3 separate regions of the Homo sapiens genome follow, and regions 1 and 3 are each linked to region 2. The links are chromatin contacts, found by Hi-C or POLR2A ChIA-PET in ENCODE. All regions are on one chromosome and are shown on one strand. The core of a region is the stretch at or near the end of the contact, and the rest is flanking DNA. Distances in the headings are between cores, read along the strand shown.

Evidence for each region. Hi-C counts contacts between places; a loop is a spot of excess contacts on that map. ChIA-PET counts read pairs that join two places held with the same protein, here RNA polymerase II (POLR2A). Pooled maps may share reads with other maps.
Region 1: a map with no recorded cell type shows a loop between it and region 2 (5-fold over the local background). The contact joins the promoter of LINC-ROR here to the enhancer-like site in region 2. A Hi-C loop is called at or near these places in 29 of 37 single-sample maps with no recorded cell type and 5 of 50 pooled maps.
Region 3: a pooled map shows a loop between it and region 2 (5-fold over the local background). The contact joins two enhancer-like sites. A Hi-C loop is called at or near these places in 7 of 37 single-sample maps with no recorded cell type and 10 of 50 pooled maps. POLR2A ChIA-PET finds 5 or more read pairs at or near these places in 1 of 52 experiments (GM12878).

The regions. Positions count from the first base shown.
Region 1 is chr18:57,070,680-57,074,319 of GRCh38, forward strand. LINC-ROR (long intergenic non-protein coding RNA, regulator of reprogramming) reads right to left here and starts at 1,440. Exons shown (of 5, transcript NR_152602.1): 1 at 1,225-1,440. RefSeq lists enhancers at 859-1,572, 1,573-2,286.
Region 2 is chr18:57,831,080-57,834,983 of GRCh38, forward strand. No RefSeq gene overlaps it. Among named protein-coding and RNA genes, the nearest start is that of ATP8B1, 30 kb to the left of the region's middle. RefSeq lists a silencer at 1,698-1,992 and enhancers at 2,370-2,569, 2,610-2,699, 2,740-2,789. Within about 2 kb of position 2,457, at least 6 of the 41 ENCODE cell types and tissues checked have a DNase peak (open chromatin) inside an H3K27ac peak, as active enhancers do; they include GM12878, where a contact is called at or near this core.
Region 3 is chr18:57,003,428-57,006,846 of GRCh38, forward strand. All of the region lies in intron 26 of WDR7 (WD repeat domain 7), which reads left to right. Among named protein-coding and RNA genes, the nearest start is that of WDR7-OT1, 35 kb to the right of the region's middle. RefSeq lists an enhancer at 1,551-1,600. Within about 2 kb of position 1,429, at least 2 of the 41 ENCODE cell types and tissues checked have a DNase peak (open chromatin) inside an H3K27ac peak, as active enhancers do; they include GM12878, where a contact is called at or near this core.

The DNA of each region.
Region 1 (3,640 bases), core at 190-2,689, 760 kb before region 2:
AGCCTGGGGAGGAGGGGAGAGGTCAGATGGGTCTGTAGAAAAGGAATATTAGAAAGACTCAGCGACGCTTGGGGTTGGGACTGAGGGGACAGGTGGGAGGGTAAAAAGGAAGATTTGGGACAAGTTGCACTGGGCACAGAGACTAGGGAGGGACCAATGTGTAAAAGAATGCCTGGACATCAGGCACCTCAGACCATTTGCCCATTTTACGACAAGAATTATTTAGATCTTGCAGGATGGAAAAATTGAAAGTGCTGTTTTCCGGCTATTTGGAACTACTGTCGAGTTTGTATTGGGGTCAAGCGGCATTGCAGAAGAAAATAAGACACTTAGATTTTAGGTCAGGTGAGAGTTGAAGAGGTTTTAAGTTCTTAAGAACACAGGCCAAAGGAAAAGAAGGAGGAACGGAGGGTGGAATTTTGCCCATAGTGAAGGAGGCAAGTTTAAAGAAAAGGGAGAGTAGAGACACGGAGGGAAGCGGTTTGGGGGTTCTTACCCTCCAGAAAAGCAGGAAAGGGGTCAGGGCACAGAGATACAAGGTTGGGGTGCAGAAATAAGGGATCAGGGCACAGAGAAATAAGAGGTTGGGGTGTGGAAATAAGGGATCGGGGTGCAGAGATATAAGAGGTCGGGGCACGGAAATAAGGGATTGGGGTGCAGAGATAAGAGGTCAGTGCGTGGAAATAAGGGATTGGGGGGCAGAGATATAAGAGGTTGGGGTGTGGAAATAAGGGATTGGGGCACAGAGATACGAGGTTGGGGTACTTGCCCTCCTCTAAAAAAGCGGGACTTGCCACTAAGAGTGAAGGAGAAGGGGTTGGGGGTTTCTTGCCCCCCAGAAAGGCAGAGAAGGGGTAGAGACACAGAGAGAAGTGGTTGGGGTACTTGTCCCTTCCCCAGAAAAGCGGGACTTGCCGCTAAGGGTGAAGGACCAAGGCAGGCGTCCCTGCATGGTCTGACACCTCTGAAACCTGGAAGAATAATCAGAGAGGCTTCCCTGCAATGATTAAACACCAAGGGAAGGCTGCCTTCCCTAGTCCGTGACCAGCGCCAGAGTTTTGGGTCCACGGATAAAACGTGTCTCCTTTGTCTCTACCAGAAAATGAAAGGAATTGAAATTAAGAGAAGGGAGAGATATTGAAGTGTGGCGCCAAGATTGAAAGGAGAAAGAGGTTGAGGGATAGTGAGGGAGGTTGGAAAAGAGAGTAAAAAGAGGCCACTTACTGGATTTGAAATTGGTGAGATGTTTCTTGGGCTGGTTGGTCTAAGGACCTGAGGTTGTAGGTGGATCTTTCTCACGGAGCAAAGAGCAGGAGGACAGGGTACTGATCTCCCAAGGGAGGTCCCCCTATCCGAGTCACATCACCAAATTTCATGAGCGTCCGTGTGAAGAGACCACCAAACAGGCTTTGTGTGAGCAACATGGCTGTTTATTTCACCTGGGTGCAGGCGGGCTGAGTCCAAAAAGACAGTCAGCGAAGGGAGATAGGGGTGGGGCTGTTTTATAAGATTTGGGCAGGTAAAGGAAAATTACAGTCAAAGGGGGTTTGTTCTCTGGTGGGCAGGAGTGGGGGTCGCAAGGTGCTCAGTGGGGGTGCTTTTTGAGCCAGGATGAGCCAGGAAAAGGACTTTCACAAGGTAATGTCATCACTTAAGGGAAGGACCAGCCATTTACACTTCTTTTGTGGTGGAATGTCATCAGTTAAGGCGGGGCAGGGCATTTTCACTTCTTTTGTGATTCTTCAGTTACTTCAGGCCATCTGGGCATGTACATGCAAGTCACAGGGGATGCAATGGCTTGGCTTGGGCTCAGAGGCCTGACAAAGCCCCTTAGGGAAATTATCCTGTGAGTCCACCAAAGGATTTGTGCTTATGAGGTGGACTCCTAGAAATGAGGGTTCTGCATCGTGACCGAGCCACTATATCCTCCTAAGTGTCTGTACATATGTGTGTGTGCATTTCTGTGTGTCCATATGTGTGCATATGTGTATGTGTGCATGAGTGTTCATATGCGTGTGTGTGCACTTGTATTATGGTCATGTGTGTGCATGTGCTTATGTGTGCATGTATGTGCGTGTGTGCATGCCTGTGTATTAATATGTGTGTGCATGTATGTGTGTGCATATGTGTGTGTGTGTGGTCTTTATCTGCCTGTTGGATTGATATGGGAATATGGGAATGCTATTTGGCTGGTGCCGACCTTCTTCTGATCTGCACAATGGCACTGCAGCACTGTAGAAAATATATTGATTGATTGATTGATTGATCTTTTTGAAATTAAATGAGCAGGGATCTGGGAGTCATGAGACCTGGGATCTGACCAGTGGATCAGTCAGCAGATATCTATTGAGCACAGGGAAGCACTATGCTGGGCACTATGGAGGAATCGAAGAAGCAAATGATACTCTTCTGCCTCCAGTTAATAAAAGTGTGTGGGGCAGTCACCAATTTCTGTTGGGCCCTCTGACTATGAATCCTGAAATCACAAAACTCTGGAGTTGCACAGGGGCATGGGAATGCCTTCGCCCTGTCCTCTTACCTCCTGGATGAGGAAGCTGAGGATGAGGGAATTGAGCTGACTCATGTCATGTTCCATTGGAGTGTCCTGAATTCCGGTCTGTGATTATTGACCAGTTGAACAGCTCTGCCTTTCCGAAAAGATCACATGGGCTCTGCTCTCATTTTTGCCAGGGGACCCAGCAGAAATGAGGCCTGCCCATCTTCAGAATTTATCTTCTATCAGATGGGCAGGGCAGCCCCTCACAAGTGCTGGGAAGCTCAGCAAAAATGTCCTTGGAAGGTACTTTTCGTCCATAGCAGGGGGATGAAAGTGACTCGGATTAGAACTGCATTATTATAATGATTACACAACAATTAACTTTTATCTTGCAATAACTAAATTCCAGATGCTTTGCCGAGGGCTTTATATGCATCATCTATTTTAACTTTCAGAACACGATGTGAGTACTATTATTATCTGTGGTTTATGTGTAAGGACACTGAAGCTCAGAGAAGTGACAAGACTTGCCCAGTGACACATAGTTGGTGCCTGGATTTGCGCATGAATACCAGCTCCAGTGGTTGAGCAAAAAATCTCATCAACTTAAGTTATTTTCGTTTCTACGATTCCCAAGGACAGTCTACCATTTATTTATTACTAAAAGCAGTTGCTATTTCTATGTTAATGTAGACAAAGTGTGTGCTAGTCCCCCTTTATAAAGCCAAGGTTGGGCATCAGACAGATACATTTCTAGTAACTAACCCTTTTCATCGAAGGTTGGCAGCATCCTGTCAAACTTCATAGGCATACGGGGAGAGGAACTGTAATTAAGTCTGTGGTGTAACAGACTAAAACAGAATGCGAAATTACTGGAGTCTTGTGGTTTGGGGAAATTCTCCTCCCACCCCACTAGAAAGACAAATAGTTTTCAAAATAATTATGTTTTTCCATTTTAGAAATTAAAAAAATAAATTAAGATTCCAATTGCCTGCCTTATGTGTTGCAAATAATTTCCAGGTAATGATCAAATTCCTTTCTTCTCTGGTGAGGAAATTTGTTCATGGTTAAGGCTGATCAGCTTTCAGATATCATGGCTATCAGTCAGAAAGACACAAACAATACGGTGCATTGTACACTTAT
Region 2 (3,904 bases), core at 1,207-3,706:
TGGGCAACAGAGTGAGACTCTCTCTCAAAAACAACAAAAAAACCCCTTTTGATTTTGCTCGGAGTGGGGGATTTGAGATGGGGAGTGACATGTTCAGGTAAGTAATTTACTCCCAAATTAAACTTCCCAGGATTACCCACAATTCCCCTGCATATGGCAAATCTTGCAGTAGATCAGGAGGGTCTAGGGTCAAGAGGATGAAGCAAACGCCACTGAAGCGGCTACGTTGTCTGGGGTATAAACCCGGGGTTCGGCCGGGCATGGTGGCTCACACCTGTAATCCCAGCACTTTGGGAGGCCAAAGCGAGTGGATCACCTAAGGTTGGGAGTTTGAGACCAGCCTGACCAACATGGAGAAACTCCGTCTCTACTAAAAATACAAAATTAGCCTGGTGTGGCGGCGCATGCCTGTATTCCCAGCTACTTGTGAGGCTGAGGCAAGAGAATCACTTGAACTTGGAAGGCTGAGGCTGCGGTGAGCCGAGATTGCACCATTGAACTCCAACCTGGGAAACAAGAGCGAAATTCCATCTCAAACAAAACAAAACAAAACAAAAAAACCCGGGGTTCATTGTCGGGTACCAGAGTAATTTAGGACACAGACACACAGGAGGAGTTTAGGGGTGGAGGTTTAACAGTTAGAAGAGAAGAGAAAGAAAAACAGCTTCCTCTTAAAGGAAGTGTGTCTGGAGTTGGTTCCTGCCAGTGGGTTTGTGGTCTCGCTGACTTCAAGAATGGAGCCATGGACCTTTGCAGTGTTAGAACTCTTGAAGATGGCACGGACCCAAAGAGTGAACAGCAGCAAGATTTATTGTGAAGAGCTAAAGAACAAAGCATCCACAGCGTTGATGGGGACCCGAGGCGGGTTACTGCTGCTGGCTGGGGGGTGGCCAGCTTTTATTCCCTTATTTGTCCCCTCCCATGTTCTGTTTCTGTCCTGTCAGAGTGCCCTTTTTTCAATCCTCCCCGCGATTGCCTACTTTTAGACTCCTGCCGATGGTTGCATTTTACAGAGCACTGATTGGTGCATTTTACAATCCTCTTGCTCACTACAGAGTGCTGATTGGTGCATTTTTACAGAGCACTGATTGGTGTATTTTACAATCCTCTTACTAGCTACAGAATGCTGATTGGTGCATTTTACAATCCTCTTCTAAGACAGAAAAGTTCTCCAAGTCCCCACTCGACCCAGGAAGTCCAGCTGGCTTCACCTCTCAGAAGGAGTCTCTGAGCAGAAAGGACCAGCTGGTGGAGAACGCACCGAGTTTTATAGTCCAGTTTGAGGAGGTGTTGTCTGATTTACTAGGCCTCACAGATTGGTTCCATCATGTATGACATTTACAAAGCTCTCTGGGAAGGCTTGTCGCCCTACCCTAATCTTCTTATGCAAATGGACTTTCCAGTTGATGGGGGCCATATTATCTGCTTCTTACCGTACACGTGGCTGGCAGAGAAGGCAAGATGGAGCCACCATCTTGAAAAGGTCTAGTCCTTAGTTCCTGCTGGCATTCATCTGTGCAGCAAGCTGCCAGCTTGCTTGTCTATGTCTGCAGCTCAACTTTTATCAGCTGCTCTTTGTTAGAAAATTATTTGGGGCTGCTTTTCATTAAAAGGAAAGCCCTACCAAGGACTCCCATGCCCTTGCTATCTCCCTAAGTAATTCCTTTTTACCTCCTATATCACCACAAGCCAGCTTTCCTGGGAGTCCCCTAGTTTCTCTCCAGGCCCTAGGTCACTTCCTATCACCACTGAATCTGTCAGCATCTTTTTGGTGCACTCAGGCCTCCTGGCTCTCCTCCTCAGTATAGCCTTGAATTAATCACCAACTTATCACATAGTGAACAGATGTAGCCTTTTCCAAATCACTCAGGGTCTTCATTCTGAACCCAAATCACCACTCTGTGCTTTAAAATATCTCTCCCTTGCAGTTTGGTGTGGGTGTAGGACTACATTCTGGCCAATGGAGCTTGAGCAGAAGTGATACATGCAACTTTCAAGTCATGCCCCGTGCCCGTTCTTTTCTTTCTGCAGGAGGGAATACAGATGAATTGGCAGGATCAGGAGCAGCCATGTTGCACCAAGAGAAGATGAAAAAAGCATATGTTGCAGATTGCAAAGTAACTAGGTAAGCATTTGAGTCCCTAAAACTATTCCTGGTATGACTGGTAGCGGCATACTAGCTTGGACTTTTTTGTGTCAGAGAAATAAACCTTCATCTCACTTAAATCAGTATTATTTGGGGCCACTCTCTCTGTAGTAGGAGTGAAACTAGTATCCTAACTAATTTAACTGTCAAAAGAAAAAAAAATATGAGGCGAGAAAATAAGGAATCAAGAAACAAAAGTCAAGTTTTACTCACTTCATAGCTTGGCTCAAAAGCAACTTTAAATATGTGAGAAATGCAACAAATGATAATCATGCATACAGAGAAATTCCTCAAGTGACAAATGCTTTTACTTTCATTTCCTTTCTTGAAAATTGACAGAGTAAGATTCAGATGCATGTACTGACACTCACGTCAGTAACATCGGCTCAGGTTAGACTTTGGTCGTCTTATCCTTCGACTACCTAAGGGACTCATGGCCAGTATATTTTACAACCCCCAGTGCCAGTTACTGAATTCTCACCTGAGAATGAATTCCCTAAGTCTGTAATGTTTCATCATCTTGCAACACAGATAAGCCTGTGTTTAGAGCAGGCTTTTCCATATGAGTCCCTCCTCTTTCACACTGGGGCTGAGTAGAAGGTGATTGACCTGCCTGAGACTTTATCAGTTTGGAGTTCATGTTCCATGTGGTGTTGGAGGGAGCAATGGAGGCTGTGAAATCAGACATCCTGCTTTTTGACAGGGTTGTTTGATGACTCACCCAAGCCATTTTTTATTCTCGGTGCATATTCTAGTTTCCCTTCTCCCGACAGTAGCCTGATGCACCTGTGCTTGCACTGTCCTTAAGCCTGTTGCTATTGTTATGTGGTGTCACTGAGCCCAACACTGCGTGCGTGTGTGTGTGTGTGTGTGTGTGTGTGTGTGTTGAAAGGGGTAGGAAAGTGAGGATGATTTTCAACCATTAAACCCTTAAGGGGCCATCTTCTGAAGCCTGGCATCATCATTTTTGTTCTCAAGAACATTTAAGTCAAAAATAACAAGGTTCCTTTTGCTCATCTTCAAATTATTTTACTTGTTTGATCCAACTGCTAACTAGAAGGTGAATTCTTTCTGCTGTCATTTCATAATTCTAGTGTATTAAAAAGAGATGGGGGCTGGGCACGGTGGCTCATGCCTGTAATCCCAGCACTTTGGGAGGTCAAGGTGGGAGGATCACTTGAGGCCAGGAGTTCAAGACCAGCCTGAGCAACATAGCAAGGCCTCCTACAAAAAATTTTAAAAATTAGCTGGGCATGGTGACACCCACCTGTAGTCCCAGCTGCTTGGGAGGCTGAGGCAGGAGGATTGCTTGAGCCCAGGAGTTTAAGGTTGCAATGAGCTTCAAGTTTTTATACCTTCAATCATACCATTTGTGGCTTAGGAACCCCTAATATATTACATGGAGGGTAATGTAGACACCAAGAAAATGATTGAAAACAATTTATGCCTAAATACATTTGTATTCTTCTTTAGAGAAACCTAGTAGACAAACTAAAAGCTACTAAGCAAATAAATCAAGGTACTGTATTTTACAAAATGACTCAATTTATGCATCATTTAAAGAGTGTGGATCCCTTGGGAACTTTAAACATGGTTGCATTAGTTAAACAGTTGCTTCATTCAGATCCCTCTAGGAACTTGGGCAGCACAAGGGAAGGGGGGCCTCTGTTCCTACTGTGTGGTCCTGGTGATCTGTGTAGGTATCTTCTTTTACCGGGTTAAGTGATAAAAACGGTGTCTTGTGCTCTTTTATCCAAG
Region 3 (3,419 bases), core at 179-2,678, 830 kb before region 2:
TCCTTTAAAAAGTCCTTTAAAAAGCACTCTCTAATTACTCAGAGAGAGTGATCTAGTTATTCACCATTTTGTTACTCAAAACTCAAACACACTTTCTAAATATAGAATGAACAAAACCATGTTGTTACTCAGGTTTTTGATCTCCATAAATAGCAAAATGTTCAGGGATTAATCTAGTATTAAATAGCTGTCTTTTCAAAGTTAAATTAGATGCAAAATGTAATGATTTGGATCACACGAATCTTTCAGTAAATATTTTTTAAAATATTATGATTGTTGGATTTAATAATCCTTACGTTAAATATGTGTTCACAGTGCATATTCACAGAAAATCACGGGGCCCTTTATGGTCTGTCTTCAGACTAATTTGCCAACTATGCTTATCTGACTCCACTTCATTCCTTGCACTGTAAATATTGATCATTCTGGAGGGCTTTTTGTTTGTTTGTTTTTCCCCAACAAGCTATACTCTCCTTCCTTTAGGCTTTTGAATATAGTATTCCCTCCGCATGGAGGGTGTGTGTTATACCCTTCACATTATATGTATGTTATATCATACCCTCCGCATTATATTATACCCTCCACATGTGTGTATGTGTGTGTGCGCGCACACACACACCCTAGCCTTTGTAATCATTCATACCCAGAAAATCTCCAAGGTTTCTCACCTGGCCTACACAGTAATCCCATAATTTAACTTCTACCTGAGGTTATGGGTGTAGGAGGAGGTAAATGAATGTCTCCCTGATTTTAGCTTAGAGCTTTGGATGAATCTAATATCTAGGAGCTCCAGATAGGTAATCTCATACTTCCCTCTGACATCCCACACATACCACCCTGGCCTAGTACCACACATATATTCCTCCTGTATATCCAGAGATGTTAGAAGTTATATGTCTCTGGTGTCTACAGTAGACAATTAAGTTCCTTGGGGCTGGCTTGGACCTTGAAATGCTTTTCCCCATAGAAACTATTATAAATAGTACTTAGGAGATTGAACTGGCACTATAAATTCTACAACATTAAGAATTCTCTTGGCTTTTGGAAACTGGCCCAGAAATCTATCTGTCGCATTGTTCCTGTTTAAAGGTGTGCAGAGTTCCAAACAACTGAATTCCAAACAAACTTTAGGACCTCTCATTTGATGGCTGCCCATGTGGAAACACTGCAACCTACTAAACGTAAAAATGTCACTAGCAGGTCATTTTAAAAATTACCACATTGCATACGGAATAGCCAGGAGTGACACAGTAAATATACAGAACTACAAATAGAAGGATTTCTTGTATTTAAAGTTATATTAGTTATCAATATTTTACAGATCAAAACAGTTCTTACAGTTTCACTCTTTTTTAACTTTGCAAGCAGAATTTGCCTTTCAGTGAGCCCATTATGACATTGAGTTCTGAGTTTTTCATAGCTGGAACAGGAAGTATGAGTCAGATTTCTCAGTGAAGTCTAAACTTTCCAAAGATGAAACCCATAAATGGCATTTGTAGTTCTGTATTAACTCGTACTCACACCTTGAGTTGAAGGCCTGTATCATATTTAAAGAGTACTCTTGGGTTTCCTGGTTGACTTCCTTTGTAATTTAACCTTTGGCAAAGCAGTTATAAACTCTGACACCTGAACAGTCATAAATTAAAAATCTGTATTTTATAATACCGTGTCAGGCATCTTAATGTACAATGCTGTATCTAACCACTAATCTCAATTGACTGTTAAATAGAAATGTTTAGCATAAAACTATTATCATATTATAAAAAACTGTTTAAAAAAATGATGTCCTTATCATTTCTAAACTATAAAAGCAACTAAATGTATGTTAAATAATTTTTTTTGTTAATAATCTTCCTTTTTTAAAAAAAGCAGAAGCACAGTTTTAGGGAGCATGCATTTACCATATAATATTACACTTACCATGTAATGTTATAATTTTAATTTCAACATTTAAAGTGATCTGGCAACTATGACTCTCATCTCTGAGCAAGTAAAATATTTTTATGGAAAAATAAAATAGTGCATAGGAGTATGAAATTGTTTATACCAGGAAAATCTGATAAACTTTAAGATTTCAAAGACAAGCTAATATGAAATCTGGAAGACTGTAAGCCAGTGACTTATGGTGGTTCTTCTGAGGGATGGGATTTGATGAGTAAGTATATTTGGGTAGGGTTTTCAGTTTTATTATAAGTACCCCAAAAATAGTAGTACTATAGGTAATTTTTAGTTTCTTTTTTTATATTTTTCCCGGTGTTTTTCAAAGAAAAAAATATTTAAATCAGGGGTGTCTTAATCTTTTGACTTTCCTGGGCCATACTGGAAGAAGAAGAATTGTCTTGGTCCACACACATAAAATATACTAACACTAATGCTAGCTTATGAGCTAAAAACAAAAAATCTCATCTTTTAAGAAAGTTTATGAATTTGTGTTGGGCCACATTCAAAGCCATCCTGGGCCGCATGTGGCCCATAGACCACAGGTTGGACAAGCTTGGTCTAAATAAAAATTATGCTTCTACTAAAAATTATTTTTGCTAATGCAAAGTTCATATATAAAGTCTTTTAAGCCTCAGAAGTGTGTCCAAACTACCTTCTCATATACTTACTCCTAAAGGAAAATATTATATTAAATGGAAAGCTTCTGGTTGAGTTTTAGATGCTTTTTTCTTTAAAGTGAATAAAATTAGCATGCATAGTATTAAAGTGTGCCCTTAATAGCATCTGTAATAAGGCATAGAATGTTATTTTAAGGCACACGTCTCTGGGTCACATGCATGATAGTAATTATGAGCAGATTACTAACAAAGTGCATTCTGTGTTATAAACAGAGAGCATCACAGGATTCACGTCTGCTTGGAAAGAACATAAGTTAAAACATCAAAGCAGTTTTTTTTTTTTCTTCAAGATTGTAGTTATTTAGATAGCTTGTCAGTGGTAGTGCAACAAGTGGGCTTGTGTTATTGATTTTCACCTGTATTACCACAACATTTTTCATTGACAAATATTAATTGCTTATTAAGTACTAAAGAGTTTGATGGTCCAAATATTGAATTTTGTAATGAATTGACCTTTTAGTTTTGCTTATCATTAGGCAGTATGATTGCATTAAAGATACAAAGGTTTAAGCCAATATATCTCCCACTTTAAGAACATTAAATAGATATTCCTCTAAAATTTAATTTTAGTGATAGGATATTCACTTTCCCTTTCATTCAGGTAAATTACCTTTGGCCAAACTATAGGGAATGCTTATATAAATATGAATTGTGTGGCTATAATTAGTAGTAAAGTATCCAGCATTTTTTGCATTGATTCTAGCTTATGAATACAGAGACTAATTGAAATTTGTATCAAAACCAAATTGGTGATTATGATCACTAATGTAGATTTTTTAAAGTCATTAATTTGGTTAATTT